2 separate regions of the Homo sapiens genome follow, and region 2 is linked to region 1. The links are chromatin contacts, found by Hi-C or POLR2A ChIA-PET in ENCODE. All regions are on one chromosome and are shown on one strand. The core of a region is the stretch at or near the end of the contact, and the rest is flanking DNA. Distances in the headings are between cores, read along the strand shown. Region 1 overlaps TMC6 (transmembrane channel like 6). Region 2 overlaps TNRC6C (trinucleotide repeat containing adaptor 6C).

Region 1 (5,411 bases), core at 429-2,928:
AAGACTGGATGGAGCCTGTGAATACGTTACGTTGCGTGGCTGGGGAATTACGATTGCAGGTAGAATTAAAGTTGCCAGTCAGCTGACTTTGGATAGGAGATGGCCCTAGATTATCGTGGTGGCCCAGCGTGATCTCAGGGTCCTTAGAGGTGAAAAACAGAGGCCGGAGTGTCAGGGTCAGAGTGGTGCCACGTGAGCAGGACTTGAGCAGCCACTGCTGGCTTTGAAGTGGAGGAAAGGGCTGAGAGCCAGGGGCCTCTAGAAGTTGGAAAAGGCGAGGAAGAGGATTCTCCCCCGAAGCCTCCGGGAGGAATGTAGCCCTGATCATGCTTGACTGGAGCCCAGTGAGACTCATTTTGGACTTCTCACTTCCAGAACTGAAAGTTGAGAAACCGGTGGTGTTTTAAGCCACGAAGTTGATGACAGTTCGTTACGACAGCAGCAGGAAACTAATGTAAACCCTGTGCCTTGTGTTATTATCCCCCTTTACAGATGCTGCCACTGAGGTCACAGAGTTAGTAACCCAAGGCAGAGCCAGTACGTGGCAGGGCTGGTTTTAAATTGAGTCAGGCTGGCTCTGGGCTGCTGATTACATTTCCCTTTTCACTTTGGCCACTAGGAAGCTTAGATCCACACATACGCCCACTTCCTGGCTCTTGGTTTTTCCTTGTCCTTGTTTGGTGGCCCTTTCACCTTTTCTTTTATGTTTTTGCTGCTTGCGATGTTGAATACACCTCGTGAGTTTTCCCTCAAATGCAGTTTGGAACAGGATGGCTCTGGATGGGCTGATGGATGATTTCTCCTCCCCTTTGTGTTCTGGCCTTTCTAGGAGGGTGAGGACAAAATCTTCTTAATCAACAAGCTTCACTCCATCTACGAGAGGAAGGAGAGGGAGGAGAGGAGCAGGTGAGGGTCCGTGGAGGGATTGGGGACACTCTGAGCCTGGAGGGGAGAGGGGCCAGGGCTGGACAGTAGGGCTGCCACTGGGGCTACACCACGACATTGCTGACACTTGACCGCTTTTGACCTACAAAAATCTCCCCCCCGGCGCCCACCTTCACTCTCTCTAGAGCCTTCTCTGGCCTCCGGAGCCTGGCCATTTTGACAGGGACCTAAAATACATCTCAGGAGAAAGGCTGTGGGGCGTCTGGCCTGTCCCTCGCCGGGCCTTGGCTGCGCCCAGCCAGGTTGCAGGGATGTTGATGTTTATGGGGTCCCCTCAGTGATGTCTCTTTCTGGCAGGGTTGGGACAACCGAGGAGGCTGCGGCACCCCCTGCCCTGCTCACAGATGAACAGGATGCCTAGGGGGACGGCGATGGGCCTCACGGGCCCGCCCAGCACCCTGAGACCACACTGTTGCCTCCCAGTGACCCTGCTGGGACACCAGGACAAGGAAGACAGTTTCGCCTCTCGAAAGCCGCAGCTGCGCCTAGGCTGGAGCTGGAAGGGTGGGTGAATCCGGCTTGGGCATCCCCAATGAACTCTGCCCTGCCTGGGACTCTATTTATTCTGATTAAAGGGGTTTTGCAAATGGGCTTGTCCCTTGGGGCTCTGTGTCTGTGACCACACCCGGGGCCTGCTTCCCGCTGCCCTGGGGCCACCTCCAGGCGCAGGTCTGGGTCCTGGGAACCTCAGCTGGAGTGGGGGCGCCCTCTGCTGGCCAAGCCCCAGATGGCAGGGGCTGGACCGCGCCAGGGCTTGATTCGCTTGCTGCCTTTGACCAGCCTGAACTCGCGCCCAGGAGGGGCTTACACCTGCACAAGTGAGCCGAGCAGGCACGGATTGTGACCAGAGCGATGCGTCAACCATTGGGTGATGCTGTAGCATCTACTGGAGCAGGAGACAAATTTAGAGAGGGACTTGGAGGGGAGACATATCAGTTGCAAATGAGTTGTGGGGACAGTTGCCTCCCAGGCATAGGTAACCAGCACCTGTGCTTGGAGGCGAACAGGGCTTGGTGAGGTGGGGCTGGCCCCCTGCTTCTGGCTGCCAGCAGCTGGCTGGGGGGTGGTGATCCTGGGTCTGACTGGGCTGAGTTTGAGGAGCCCGTGGGATACCGAAAACCGTAGGCTGTGGGGGGTGGGCACAGGGATTCGGGGACCAGCCCGTCATGACCCCGTGCTCCAGGTCTGCAGGGACCAGCCCATGACAGCCCAGGGCTCCAGGTCTGCGGGGACCAGCCCATCACAGCCCAGGGCTCCAGGCCTGCGGGGACCAGCCCGTCAGCCTCAGTTCTCCAGGCCTGCGGGGACCAGCCCGTCATGACCCCAGTGCTCCAGGTCTGTGGGGACCAGCCCGTCAGCCTGTGCTCCAGGCCTGCAGGAACCAGCCCGTCAGCCTCAGTGCTCCAGGCCTGCGGGGACCAGCCCGTCAGCCTGTGCTCCAGGCCTGCGGGGACCAGCCCGTCATGACCCCAGTGCTCCAGGTCTGTGGGGACCAGCCCGTCAGCCTGTGCTCCAGGCCTGCGGGAACCAGCCCGTCATGACCCCAGTGCTCCAGGCCTGCGGGGACCAGCCCGTCATGACCCCAGTGCTCCAGGTCTGTGGGGACCAGCCCGTCACGGCGCAGGGTTCCAGGCTTGTGGGGACCAGCCTGTCACAGCCCAGGGCTCCAGGCCTGCAGGAGCTGCGCTTGGGATTGGGGGAATGAACCCAGGTGGGGAAATGGTCAAAGAGCGATGGGCCCAGAAAAGGGTCAGACCCAGATGGAGATGCCACTGGCTGCTAGCAGACCCCCACGCTGGGTCTAGCCCACCCAATCCCATGGGGATGCTCCTGTGCTCTGCAGACATCTGGGTGCTGCCACAGGGGCCCGACAGAGTTGGCATCTGGGTGGATCTGAGCCAAGTGGTGCTTCTGGGCCTCAGCAAGTAGCTGGTGCTGATTCTGGGCAGCCAACTGTGGCAGCATCTTCAGGTGCGAGTGCTGCTGGGTGAAGCTGCGTGGGCAGTCCAGAAAGTGACGTGACAGTCCACAGGGACCGACGTAGGGTTTCCAGCCCCTATCTGTGCAGATGCTGTCCTCCAAACCATCACGGTCCCTCTCTGGCTGGGGACGTGCGCCTGCCACTGCTGGCTTGCCAGCATGATCATTGGTTGTGACCTGTTGAGCCCATCTTGCCAGCCTCACAAAGGACAGTACTAGCTGCTTATGACAGGAAAGTGGAAGAACTTGGCCTGGATATTTCTGGAGAATTACCGTGTGTGCTAGTCAGTCTTTCGTGTCAACCAGGCCAGGCTGTGGGGCCCAGTGATCTCATCGAGAGGGGCCGAGGTGTTGCTGTGATCGTGTGCTGCTGGAATGTGGTGAACACCTACAGTCGATTTCACCTAAAGATCATCCTTGAGAATGTGGGTGGGCCTCATCCTATCAGCTGAAAGCTTTAAGAGCAAAACCCGAGGTGTCCCAGAGAGGGAATTCTGCCTTGAGACGGCGGCTTCCCACTCCCACTGGATGTCCAGCCCGCGGCCCCACGGCTGGGTGAGCCCGTCCTCTCCTCGTTTCTGTCTCCGGACCCACCGTGTGGCCCCAGACCCTCCAGTGAGGACCTCCCGTATTTCTTCAGAGCAGCCCTTGCGTGCTGGAGGCCTGGGCTTCAGTGTGTCCCTGGGTGCCCTGGGGCATGTTCTGTGACCTCCCAGCTCCTCGCCTCATGGGGCCGCTGTATCAAGTGACACAGTTTGTGTGCTGCGTACCATGCCTGGCACCCATTTGAGGTGTTGCAAGGAGGCCATGTTTGCTCGATGAGAGCAGCCTAAGATCTACAAACTGTTGTTCGAGTGGATGGGAACTTGATGCTATTTTCAGGCTGAATGACAAGACTCCGCGATGCTTCTCGGCCTGGGCTGCACAACGGAATCTACCAGGGAGGTTTTAAAAACACTGGTACTTGCTGGAGGTGGTGGCGCCTGTCTGTAATTGCAGCTGCTCCAGAGGCTGAGGCGGAGGATTGCTTGAGCCCAAGAGTTTCGGTTTATTTGCTTTTTCAGAGTCTTGCTCTTGCCCAGGCTGGAGTGCAGTTCCATGATCTCGGCTCACTGCCTCAGCCTCCCAAGTAGCTGGGATTACAGGTGCATACAACCAGGCCTGGCTGATCTTCGTATTTTTAGTAGAGATGGGGTTTCACCATGATGGTCAGGCTGGTCAAGATCTCCTGACCTCAAGTGATCTGCCCGCCTCGGCCTCCCAAAGTGCTGGGATTACAGACATGAACCACAACACCTGCCGAGCCCAGGTGTTTTGAATCCAGCACGGGCAATGGCAAGACCCTGTCCCAACAAACAAAAAAACACTGGTGCCTGAGGCCCACCCCGAGAGATTCTGATTGAGTTGATTTGGATTTGAATTATCTTTAAAATTTTGGATGTGAATTTTTTTTTTTTTTCTTGGAATGGAGTTTCACTCTTGTTCCCCAGGCTGGAGTGCAACGGGACGATCTTGGCTCACCGCAACCTCCGCCTACTGGGTTCAAGCCATTCTCCTGCCTCAGCTTCCCAAGTAGCTGGGATTACAGGCATGTGCTACCATGCCCAGCTAATTTTGTATTTTTAGTAGAGACAGGGTTTCTCCATGTTGCTCAGGCTGGTCTTGAACTCCTGACCTCAGGTGATCCGCCCGCCTCGGACTCCCAAAGTGCTGGGATTACAGGCATGAGCCACCATGCCTGGCCGGATGTGAATTATCTTAAAAATTTTCAGGTAATTCTAATGGGCCAAGGTTGAGAACCCCTGCTCTGGGCCCATCCGAGCACCAGGCTGTCACAAACGCATGCATGCACTCACGCCCGTGGGCTTGGGGGGCTTCGGAAATGTGCTTCTGCTTTTTTGAGATGGGGTCTTTCTGTTGCCCATCCCGGAGCACAGTGGCACGATCACAGCTCACTGCAGCCTCGACCTCCTGGGCTCAGGTGATCCTCCCGCCTCAGCCTCCTGAGTGTCTGCTTCTGGTTTTCATGATGACCTGGGGCCCAGGCATACTACACTTGTGCTGTTCAGGGGCCAGTCCTGCACCAGGAGCCCATCAGCCACAGCTCCGCCGAGAAGCACTGATATGCAGAGCTAAGCAGCTTTGTTTCCACGTGGATCCTGCGTAGGTTTTCTTGGTCCATCCGTAGACACCGCACTCCTGCAGAGGATCTTCTCGGGATGCCCCACTGTCTCTGTTTTCCCTCTTCACTGAACACTCAGTCGGGGCTCGCCATGATGCCTCTGTGTCTGCTGGCTTCTCCCCCATTGGAACAGCCTTCTTGGCACGCCACACTGCTAGCTGCTGGGCACTGTGCTTTCTGCCTTTACCGTTCTGCCGTGATGTTGCCAAAATAGCAGCAACAACAACAACAACAAAGGCTGGGCACCTGGCTCATGCCTGTATTCCCAGCAGTTCGAGATCAGCCTGGGCAACATGGTGAGACC
Region 2 (5,368 bases), core at 376-2,875, 78 kb after region 1:
CTTTCCCATTTCTGCTCCTCTATTGTTTAATTTTATCTGTAAATCCTCTCTGTTTACTGGAATGGACACGTAAGTTTTCCATTAGCACAGTACAGGACTATAACACTTACTTCCATGGGAAAGCAGCAGGCAACTGGTCAAATACTCAGTTATGGGGAAACAAGGATGCCCACAAATCTCCACCGTGCAGCTTTTTAAAACTATGACAAAGGTGACTCAAACTCCGTCAATTCCTTCCACGAATACTTCACTTTCTTTAGTTTTCGCTAAGCACACTAAAACCTGGGGGGAGGGCACAAAGAGTTTACGTACTAAGACACCTGGGAAAAACACAGAAATTCGTGTGCGAAGCTGAAAGAACTCCAAGCTTCACTTTGCTCTTCATCAGAAATGGTGTACTGCTAAATTCCTAAGGACGCCTCCCTCAGCGGCCCCCTGCTTGGTTAATTCAGTCTTAGTTCTACGGACCCAGCATTTGTACTTCTTTTTAACTGAACCTTACAAGTTAGAGAAATGTAATCATGAATAAAACTCTGTTTTTTTGTTTTAATGTAGAAGTGACCGTAGGAGTCACTTCCACATTAAAGTGACAGATTAAAGTACAATGAAAATCTATGTATTACTTTTAAGAAAGTTGATAAGAGCTTTTATTTCAAACTGTATCTAAAAATACTTTCACTGCGACCAGAAATCTGGTTACTCCTCGGGAATACACCAATAGAATTTCACCTGGATGTGAATTCATTAAACAACTATAATATGAAAAAGAGAACTCTAGGAAGGACAAGTGAAACTTCAAAATATACACAAATCACAGAGTGATGAGAAAGCTTTACTGCACTGTTTTAGAATTTAGTCAGTCAAAAATTTTGACTATTTTTTTGAAACAGGTCTTGCTGTGTTGTCCATGCTGGTCTTGAATTCCTGGGCTCAAGCGATCCTTCTCCCTCAGCCTGTCAGGTAGCTGGGATTTGTGAACACTCTGCTTCACAATGGTGTTTCAAAGATGGGTACATATTTGTTGTATATTTCAAAGTCTCACCAGTCTCACACTAACAACTATCACCTGCATTACTCAACACCTACTATAAGCAAGACCTTGTGCTGCATATGAAATAAATAGCTCATCTTCAAAATTAGGAATCTCTTCATTTCAAAGATGAGTCAAAAGTACAGGGAGTGAAGGTGATTTGGTCAAGGTCACACAGGAGGTGGTGGGTCTGGAAAGTGGATTGGGCCTGTCTCTTGACCACTTTGCCATACTGCCTCCATGCTTGCTGATGCTCACCTACAATCCCTGTGCCAACACCGTAACAACATGGGACAGTGTTCCTGAAAGTCCTTCCACTGACAAAATCAAACAAAGTCATTGGAATGGTGTCTGAGTCAGAAATTTAAGGGAAAGGACCTTAGAGATCATGAGAGGTTCAAACCTCTCATTTTAGATGAGAAATGGAAGGACTAGTTGGTGGCATAACAAGTTCTAGTTTCCAAGTCCTCACCTATGGTTCAGAGATTTTCCCATTCTGCTTAGTCATAGAAAGCTCAGAGACGTTATTTATTTTTTCCTGTTGCCCAGGCTGGAATGCAGTGACTCGATCTTGGCTCACTGCATCCTCCACCTCCCAGACTCAAGCGATTGTCCCACCTCAGCCTCTTGAGTAGCTGGGACCACAGGCACATGCCACCATGTCTGGCTAATTTTTGTACTTTTTGCAGAAAGGGGGTTTTGCTGTGTCACCCAGGCTGGCCTCGAACTCCTGAGCTCAAGCAATTCACCCGCCCAGGGCTTCAAAGTGCTGGGATTACAGGCATCAGCCACCACGCCCGACCTCAAACATTTTCTTCATAGGATATTTCCAACTTAGTTTAAAGGCAAGACTCTTATGACCTAATCAGCAAAAAATATAGGATATACAGTATACAGTAAGTGCAAAGGTGTTATGTTACAAAGTGGGCATATTACACCTGTGAGAACAGAATGGAGACAGAGCTGCTTGGGGAAGCCTCACGGGTGCGGGGGGACAATGAACTGGAAGTAAAGTGGGGGTTGGGGGGGCAGCAATTAAGCATGTGTGCATGGGAGGGACTTGACAGTGAGCATGGCACACTTGTGAGACAGTAAGAAAGCAATCCCAATCATAATAGAAAGTAGGCCATGGAGGCTGGGGGGTGGTGGCTCACGCCTGGAATCACAGCACTTTGGGAGGCTGAGGCAGGCGGATCACCTGAGGTCAGGAGTTTGAGACCATCCTGACCAACATGGTGAAATGCCTTCTCTACTAAAAATACAAAATTAGTCAGGCATGGTGGTGGTCGCCTGTAATCCCAGCTACTCAGGAGGCTGAGGCAGGCAGGAGAATCACTTGAACCTGGGAGGCAGAGGTTGTGGTGAGCCAAAACTGTGCCATCGCATTTCAGCCTGGGCAACAAGAGAGAAACTCAGTCTCAAAAGAAAAGAAAAAAGTAGGCCATGGAGAGTAGGCGGGGAAAATGTTGGGGAGACTCGGCTATGAAGGGCCTTCACAGCCAGAGAGAAAAACGGAGAGTTTGTGCATTAGTAACTAGGTGACCACGGCAGGTTTGTGAGGGGACCCCTCGTCAGTGAAGGGTGGTGAGTTAGAAAGATGCATCTGGCTGTGATACCAGAGACTACTGAGGAAGAGATGAAATTGGTATAAAATGAAGATTTTTGTTTGGGAGTCAAGAATGAATTTCTTATTTTATGCTCACTACATAGATTGATCAATTTTTTGAGATGTTTTCAATCCATAAAATGATTTATGTTCTTCAATATGTGTGTGTGTTTATATGTATATTTATATATATACTCACACACCTTTTTTTTTTTGAAACGGAGTTTCACTCTTGTCACCCAGGCTGGAGTGCAATGGCGTGATCTCGGCTCGCCGCAACCTCCACGTCCCAGGTTCAAGCGATTCTCCTGCCTCAGCCTCCCGAGTAGCTGGGATTACAGGCATGTGCCAACATGCCCAGCTAATTTTGTATTTTTAGTACAGACTGGGTTTCTCCATGTTGGTCAGGCTGGTCTCGAACTCTCGACCTCAGGTGATCCGCCCACCTTGGCTTCCCAAAGTGCTGGGATTACAGGCGTGAGCCACTGTGCCCAGCCTACAATATATATTTTAGAAGGACTATGAACTAGGAGTATTTTCTTAGATAATGTTATATTTACAGAGATAAATATTTAATGAGGGAATATTATATCATAGCAAGATTTTATTGACTTAATTGCTTATTTTCTACTTATCTAAGAAGATACCAGTAACATTCTGCACCAGCAGCATTTGATGAGAAAACTGATGCAATACTGTCAACCAATCACATCACAACCAGATACAACCAGAACAGGCAGGGCTGTTACATTTCTTATTCAGTTTTTCAAAATAAGACCCTTAAATTAAAACACCAAGCTATTTAGGTCTAACTATAGAATCCTTGTCTCTGTTAAGATTTTCCCAAGGACCATATTGGGAAAGTAGCATGTTTGATTGTAAACTGCTGGCAACTAAATAGATGAGACTATATTCTTGGTCAGTGAATATATTTTATCTTTTCTGCCTTGCTTTTTGGTGACAATCATTGACCTACATCCCCTCTACCAAGTGGTTAGCAGACGAAAGCCAAGACTATTTGAAGAGACTTGGTAAAGTTGTCTAAAAATATTAGTTCTGACTATACTACAAAGTCACAGTTTTGAAAAACATTGCTATAAATACTTCTACGTCATGCTAGAATTATTACCCATATTAAAAAGCAGCACATGAAAGAAAACAAGAATATGACTTGTGCCATGTTTCTTTTAAATTCCAATCTAAGAAGCCTCCTTGCACATCTAATTACAGACCTTAATTTCACAACTATGAGCAGATAAGTTTCCATTCCAGAAACAGCACCAATTATTAGTTGTTACTTGAAACCGAAAAATTGAAGAATCTAACAGAGAACATGGCAGTTGACCACAAATACTTTGTTCTCTTCCAAAAATTCCTTAAAACTACAGTACATGAATTTTTCAAAAGTACAAATCCATCAAGTCAAGGAGATTGGAAAAGAAGCTGACAGGAAATGAGAGACATCTGCATTTTGGCAGCTGGAAAGCAAATAAACAAGTGGTGATTTTTCTTAGGAGCCAAAAGAAAGCTAACAACTAGTTACAGGCAAGGAAGCAACAAGAAGCAGGGCTTAGGATGAGGAGGTATCAGATAGGCTTGGCTCAATGTGTATGACTAAGTTACAGTTAGAAACGCCTAGTGGAAGGATCTGTACCTCCCTGCAAAAAATGCTTGTGTGCACTCATAAGACAGACTAGGAAATTGAGAGAAAAGGGTTTTACTGAAAAGTTTTCACTTCTGGGTTCTAAAGTAACTGCCTTGATGGGTTCGTATGGACCAATGTACAGACCTTTAGTTTCTGATGAAAAATAAGCTCAGCTGAAGTAGCTCATGCCATCTGCAAACTCATGACCAATAATGTAAATAAATAGAGGGAAAACACAATTAAATTTTAAAACCCACTTAAAATGAAATGAATTTGTCTGTCTCTGTGTATGTTGTGAGTATGGACCAAAATATGTCTATTTCTATTGCTCAGCAGCAAAGTTGAAAATAGCAAAGTTTTCAGATCAAAACAATGTCTCATCCTATGTGGTTTTTACCTGGTTGGAGCTTACTGGGATGATGCTGTGTTCCGGCTCCAGGTAGGGGAGGTGGGCTTACCCCTGCAGGCCCAGCACCCTGGGTTGGGCTCACACTGGTTAGAGTCCCCGTAGGCAATGGCTGGCCTCTCTTTAATAGCTGCTTCTGTTCTTGCTGGCGGAAGCGTGGAGGCACCTCACGAGGCAGGTAACGGGATGCAGCTGGCTGCTGGCCACTGGCAGATGCACGTTTGCCATTGTTGCTGCTTGAGATAGTGCTGGTGGAAGTACTGGTACTGGTACCGGCAGGTTGGGGCTGGCTTGAACAGGTCTTAGTAGGTTCTGGCACTAAAATGAATGAAAGGCAAAAGAACCCAAAACTTTAGCTAGACCCCTTTAAAACCCAACCCAAACCAAGGAAACCATAACCAAAAACTGAGAAAAAATGACAATGTAGTGCTTTGGAAACAGAACTGGACTAAAGTCTAGAGTTCCAAGTTTGAGACCTAGTTTTGCTACACACAAACTAATCTTGAGAGTCTGAGCCAGCTATTCCTGGGCCTTGGATTCCTCATCTGTAAAATCAAGGTGATACATTAAGACTGGAGCAGCAGTTCTCACCCTTGGTTTGCATCACAATCACCTAGAGGGCTTATCAGAGCCCAGACACCTGGTGCCAACCTCCAGACTTTCTGATTCAGTGTCAAAAAG

Evidence for each region. Hi-C counts contacts between places; a loop is a spot of excess contacts on that map. ChIA-PET counts read pairs that join two places held with the same protein, here RNA polymerase II (POLR2A). Pooled maps may share reads with other maps.
Region 2: a loop to region 1 is called in a map of endothelial cell of hepatic sinusoid, with 4 times the contacts of the local background. The contact joins two enhancer-like sites. A Hi-C loop is called at or near these places in 2 of 168 maps with a recorded cell type or tissue (endothelial cell of hepatic sinusoid and prostate gland), 2 of 37 single-sample maps with no recorded cell type and 3 of 50 pooled maps. POLR2A ChIA-PET finds 5 or more read pairs at or near these places in 6 of 52 experiments (GM12878, HEK293, PC-3 and 2 more).

What each region holds. Positions count from the first base shown.
Region 1 is chr17:78,109,043-78,114,453 of GRCh38, reverse strand. It overlaps TMC6 (transmembrane channel like 6), which reads left to right. Exons shown (of 20, transcript NM_001127198.5): 19 at 830-906; 20 at 1,243-5,411. The coding sequence ends at 1,306. Among named protein-coding and RNA genes, the nearest start is that of TMC6, 17 kb to the left of the region's middle. RefSeq lists an enhancer at 1,804-1,863. Within about 2 kb of position 1,678, at least 11 of the 41 ENCODE cell types and tissues checked have a DNase peak (open chromatin) inside an H3K27ac peak, as active enhancers do.
Region 2 is chr17:78,031,153-78,036,520 of GRCh38, reverse strand. It overlaps TNRC6C (trinucleotide repeat containing adaptor 6C), which reads right to left. Exons shown (of 23, transcript NM_001142640.2): 4 at 4,679-5,005. Among named protein-coding and RNA genes, the nearest start is that of TNRC6C, 75 kb to the right of the region's middle. Within about 2 kb of position 1,625, at least 3 of the 41 ENCODE cell types and tissues checked have a DNase peak (open chromatin) inside an H3K27ac peak, as active enhancers do.